Linked DNA regions of Homo sapiens: region 2 is linked to region 1. The links are chromatin loops, found by intact Hi-C in ENCODE. Cell type or tissue: endothelial cell of umbilical vein. All regions are shown on one strand. Links, peaks and the distances in the headings refer to the core of each region. The heading gives the core; the rest is flanking DNA. Region 1 has its middle 19 kb from the start of MON1B. Region 2 overlaps LOC105371348 (a long non-coding RNA gene).

Region 1 (2,923 bases), core at 188-2,687:
AGAATCTTTCTTTCCAGTTTCTGCTTCCATTTTTCCTGGAGTTCAGCCATTTTCCATCATGCCCGCCATGACTTAACTTTAACTGATTTCATAGCCACTTTTTCAACGAGATGACTGGGATTGGTTTCTCCTACTTTCAACCAAGAATCCTGACCACCATAGTGGGTTTTAGGAGATGGGCCAGTGAGTGGGGAGGCTGTTCTCTGGGCACAGGACCCTGACACAGACATCCCAGCACTGACAAAGCTCATTCCTCCCCAGGGATGCTGAGCTGCTGCAGGAAGCTCTTGAACATCAAGTTATGCCAGCAGAAAAAGACATCAGATTGGAAGAATGTGGGTGATGTTTTGCCTGTGGAGGGGGTGGAGGATAGCCTTGGATCCCTTGAAGCCCCTAGGACATGGGTTTAGCCACCCCATGGCACTACAGAGGGTCACGTGATCTGGAGCTAGCAGGATAGTGCTGGTTTAGAATATTCTGCTGACATCGTCCTAGCTATCGTCACAGTGTTTCCTTAAGCATTAATTTATGGTCACAGTTACTGTAACACAGCTAAAATTTTTTACCATATCTACTCTTTCTAATGGTCTAATAATGAGAAGGTTTTTAGCACACGTGTCACAGGGTCAAGAGAGCAATTACTTTTCATCTGAATTCATAAAACCCTTATTATACTAACACAAAGCACCATATTTTTAATTCCATGTAGTATAAATAAATAAAAAGAAAATAGCCACGAGCATTTTTCTAACCATATGACCTTGAGCAAGTTACGTGAACTCTGTGGAGATCTGTGTACTTTTCTGTAAAACAGATTTACTGAGCATTGCATCATATAATTATTGTGATGATTAAATAAATTTATTCTATAAAGTGCTTAGCACAGTGCCTGGCACATGGTAAAGTGCTGAGTAAATATCAGCTCTTTTTATTACTGGAAGTACCTGGCTTTCCCCATTGACTTGATTTCAGAGGCAGATGAATTCTCCCTTATCCAAAATTATTTCATACACCACTCTGGCCACCAGAGATTCATTCACACTTTGAGTTGTCAAATAATTTCTATTGTTATGCAGAAAATCCTAGTAGAAACCATAAAATGCTACTTAATAGTCATTCAAGCTTTTTATAAAATAGTTTTCAAAGTAAATTGTTTCCTTTATGGGTTTTAATGACGAGAAGGATGAGATTAACCACAGGACTCTGGAGAGAGGTACAGATTTGGGGGATTTACATGGGGGTGGACTGATATCACAATGATCCCTAATTTTCTATATTCACCAGGCAGATGAGCTGGTCTCAGAAATACTCAAGTCTCAAAATCTTTGGAACATATGCTTCCATATCAGGTACATGGGTTTTTTCTGCCATCTAGTGGCCACCTTTGATAAAGACAGTCATCTTTATGTGAGCAAAGGTTTCCCACCTAGAGCACTACATAGGAAACTCCCAGGCTCCCAGGCATCTTTTTCAGTTTACACTTTTCAGGGAGTTCCCCTAAAATTGCCTCTGAAATTGGAATAAAAGCAAAGGTCCTAGTCCTCAGGGAGGCACAAAGCTAGGATAAGTTGTTAGAATAGCACTAGCTGAGCCACTGATTCTCTGGGTGGCTGCCAGCTAAGTCTCTTTTCCTTCCCCAACCTGTTTTCTCATCTATAAGATAAATCACACTGGCGGGTCCCTGTTAGCTCTAATACTCTGGTGTTCTGAGTCCCTCCAATTTTAAATCTTTATTTGGACAAGCATGTCTATACTTGCCTCATTAATTAAAGTAAATCGAGGAGAAATTATAACATCTAGACAACGAAGTTGCTATTCCCTAGGACAACTCAGCGATAAGGTAGTTGAGTATCATGTTTCTGACATCATCTTCCTCTTGGGGAAGGTTTTCCTTTTCAATTTCCTTGTAGAGACTGTATGAATCATGGCTTCATTTATCCTAAAGTCCATAAGTAAAATGCAGATTATCAATGAGCAAGTTGTTTATTTCAAATATGTAGATACTCCTTGACAAATTCTCAAAAGGTTTTATCGCACTGATAATGGACAGTAATCTATTTGATGGGGTTTATTTAAATCGCAATTTTCTATTCTCCGTGCCACAGAAATGGCTTAAGTCCTCCCAAGCTTTTATTCGAAGGACTGACATATTCTCATTAGCATCCCACCTGCTTCTAAAATCTCTTTCCTTTCATCGTTATTCCATCCAAAAATCAGGAGAGAATAATCTTTTTCATTCTTCTTTTTAATTGACAAATAAAAATTATATATATTGATGGTGTCCAACATGCTGTTTTGATATATGTATAGATATTGTGAAATGGCTAAATCAAGCTAATTAAATATGCATTACCTTCACATACTTAACATTTCTTTTTTTTTTTTTTTTTGCAATACAAACACTTAAAATCTACTCTCTTAGCAATTTTCAAGTTTGCCATACTTCTACCCAAAGATTCCACTGGCTTCCTGCCACCATCCTTCAGTCTAAAACTGTATCATGCTGTTCCTGGCATTCTTTGATCAGGGCCTATGAGAGAAATTTATTTCCTGCTTCCTGGGCATTCAGATTCCCAGCAGCTGCAACAACCTGAACTTCCTTTGGACAATTACTCCTTATGATGACTTGAGTGATCTTGGCCTCACTTTCAAGCCCAGGGTGAACCTTCATTGCCTTGGCCCATTCTAAATGAATCATTTCCTGGCCATAGTGATTGGTTCTGGCATGGACACATATCTAACCAGAGTCAATGAGATTTCCACTGAGACTTCTGAGAAATAGATTCTCTCCCATCCCTTCTGGACTTAAAGCAAGACATATGTAGCCACAGAAGCAGCTAGAGCCCTCTTGAGACCTGGAGGGAGAAACTGCTAGAAAATGGAGTATACATCAAGGAAGAAGAGGAAGGAATGAAGAAAGAAA
Region 2 (2,923 bases), core at 149-2,648, 1.4 Mb before region 1:
CATCTGGAGCTCTCCAAATTTGTTCTCTTTGCAATTCTCTGCTTTCTGGTACTCTTTCCCTTCTATTCCAGCCACCTGGGCCTTCCTGGACTCTCAGCTCTGTCTTCTTCACTCTGGGAGTCCACTAGGCTTCCCCTGGGTTCCTTATCCTTGCACTGTGGCCTGGAATCTCTTTCAAGGCAGAAATCTGGGGACAGCTGTAGGGCTTACCGTCTTTGTTTCCAGTTTCACATGATCATTTACTGCCTGATGTCCAGTGTCTGGCAAACCACGGTGTCATATCTTTTGTCTGGTTTTTGTTTGTTTCTGGTGGAAAGGAACTCTGGTTTCCGTTATACCATCATGGCCAGAGCCTAATGTAAGGGCCAAGGGAAAGCTTCCTCTTTACCCTCTGAAGAGTCACTGAAAAATCATAACAAAGGGCAGAATAATAGTAGAAATGGCCTACAAATTTATTAGTGTGCAGGTGGGGAAAATTACAGAGTGATTATCGCAACCCTCTAATGGGCTACAGAAACTTATATATCACCTTGAGGTTATAAAAAGAATGGGGCCTCAGAGCATGGCCCAAAACTGGTTATGGTGGTGACATGGTTTGGATTTCTGTCCCTGCCCAAATCTCACGTGGAATTGTAATCCCCGATGTTGGAGGAGGGGTCTGGTAGGAGGTGATTGGATCATGGGGGTGGATTTTCCCCTTGCTAGTCTCGTGGTAGTGAGTGAGTTCTCATGAAATCTGATTGTTTAAAAGTGTGTAGCACCTCCCGCTTCGCTCTCTTCCTCCTGCTCTCACCATGTAGGACATGCCTGCTTCCCCTTCGCGTTCTGCCATGATTGTAAGTTTCCTGAGGCCTCCCCAGCCCTGCTTCCTGTACAGCCTGTAGAGCCACGAAGCCAATTAAACCTTTTTTCTTATTAAATTACCCAGTCTCAGGTAATGCAATGCAAGAACAGACTAATAGAGGTGGTAAAATAGGTTATAATAATAAGACAGATTATGGGAGGGAGAAAAGAGGAGGCCTGGCTAGCAAAGGTGGTCTCGTTATGTAGATGAAACCTCACAGGTATCGGCCCTCAGAAAGATTAGGTGGTATGTTTCTTGCAGACCTCTAAAGGTGTCAGACTCTCAGTTTATCTTTCCTCGATCCAGGCAAGGGAGAGTCTCAGAGAAACCTGGCTGCATCAAGGCAGATTCTCTGGCTTTTTTTCTAAAATAAATTTTTTATAAATAGAGACGGGGGTCTCCCTATGTTTCCCAGGCTGATCTCAAACTCCTGGGCTCAAGTGATCCTCCTGCCTCAGCCTCCCAAAGTGTTGAGATTACAGGTGTCAGCCACCACGCCTGCCTCAAGGCAGATTCTCTACAGATGCAAATCTCCTGACAAAAGACAGCCTTTTAGCCATGATGATATTTCAAGCCCCCTATGAATAGCCGTATATCTTGGGGTGAAATATTTTGGTTTCTTTCATTAAGGATCCTATTACGCATCTTTGAAATGGTGGTTAGGATTATTTTGAGTTACTGTGTTTTGCAATCCACCACTAGGTGGCAATGTTATACAGCTGAGATTCTTTTCAGTAAAGGAACCCTGCAAAGCATTTCTAGGTTATTCTAAGAGATACACGGAATTATATATTTGGTCTTGGTTTGGGTATAACAGTCTGTTTTATTGAGTTCCATTTTATTCCTATATCTGTTATTGTGGAATTTTTACTTCAGTGTAAAATTAGTAAAGTTATTTTGCCTAAAATAATACATGCTATAGATTGAAATGATTTATGGTATGTTCCTCACTATGGTCAGTAGTAGATATGATACACTCGTTAGGGAAACTTTTCACCTACAGGGGATTTAAATATATTTATGAGGGCAGTCATCGACATCCGTTTGTGTCTGGTTTGTAAGACCAGCCCAGAAAAGAATAAGATGTGTCTACTGCCTCTGGGGGCTTCTGTCCTTGTGAGGAGACACACAGGTGGACCACAGGCACAGTCCCAGGCTTGTGTGTGCTCTTCAACTGTCTGGGGTTGTCTAGAAGCTTCCCAGAGGAGGTGACCATTGAGCAGGGTTTAAAAGATGTGTAGAAATTTTCTACTTGAGAAAAGGGCAGATAGCAGTTCATGCCTAACAGTGCAGCAGAGAAAGAGACAGGGACTTAAGCATATCATAAGAAGATGACGAGAGTGGCAGGAAGTAAAAACAGGGACGTGGCCTCAAAATGCCTGGCACACTCCATGTGCTGCATGACCATTTCACATATAAATAGAGTAAGACTGCTAGGGTCCATCTCTGAAGATGATATTGCAGATCGAATTTCTTTCATATTTATTAATATAAAATAATGTCAGTTGGAGATATACAATTTTGCTCCTCACCGGTGGATCATCCTGTGCATATGGGGTAGACAGACCTCCTTGGAGACCCCGCATTAGATGACTCTGGCTGCGGCGGGGAGAGACTACAGGATGCGGGCAGCAGCGAGCACACAGTGACCAAATACAAGGTTCTTGCCCGTCGGTAAAGAATCGGAGCAAAGATCGGCTAGACTTAGATAAATAATTAGGTTGGGCTCAAAAGAACAAAATAAATTTCATCTCAGACACTTGTAAATTAGCAAAACAAATAAATTAAACATCATCATTATTATTATTTTTTGAGACAGAGTCTCGCTCTGTGCCTCAGGCTGGAGTGCGGTGGCGCCATCTCGGCTCACTGCAAGCTCCGCCTCCCGGGTTCACGCCATTCTCCTGCCTCAGCCTCCTGAGTAGCTGGGACTACAGGCGCCTGCCACCACGCCCGGCTAATTTTTTTGTATTTTTAGTAGAGACGGGGTTTCACCGTGTTAGCCAGGATGGTCTCGATCTCCTGACTTCGTGATCCGCCCGCCTCGGCCTCCCAAAGTGCTGGGATTACAGGCGTGAG

The links. Peaks named below come from ENCODE experiments on the same cell type or tissue, not always from the same donor. Only the 100,000 strongest peaks of a DNase experiment are listed, where the experiment ranks them.
Region 2: a loop joins it to region 1, with 13 times the contacts of the local background. A loop is called at or near these places in 90 of 110 quality-filtered maps.

Annotation. Positions count from the first base shown.
Region 1 is chr16:77,170,569-77,173,491 of GRCh38, forward strand. No RefSeq gene overlaps it. Among named protein-coding and RNA genes, the nearest start is that of MON1B, 19 kb to the right of the region's middle. In endothelial cell of umbilical vein, for the core only: a CTCF peak has its summit at 1,378 (motif pointing left); DNase peaks (open chromatin) are centred at 1,383 and 2,553; H3K27ac peaks cover 1,007 bases.
Region 2 is chr16:75,787,813-75,790,735 of GRCh38, forward strand. All of the region lies in intron 2 of LOC105371348 (a long non-coding RNA gene), which reads left to right. Among named protein-coding and RNA genes, the nearest start is that of CPHXL, 63 kb to the left of the region's middle. In endothelial cell of umbilical vein, for the core only: a CTCF peak has its summit at 1,532 (motif pointing right); a DNase peak (open chromatin) is centred at 1,559.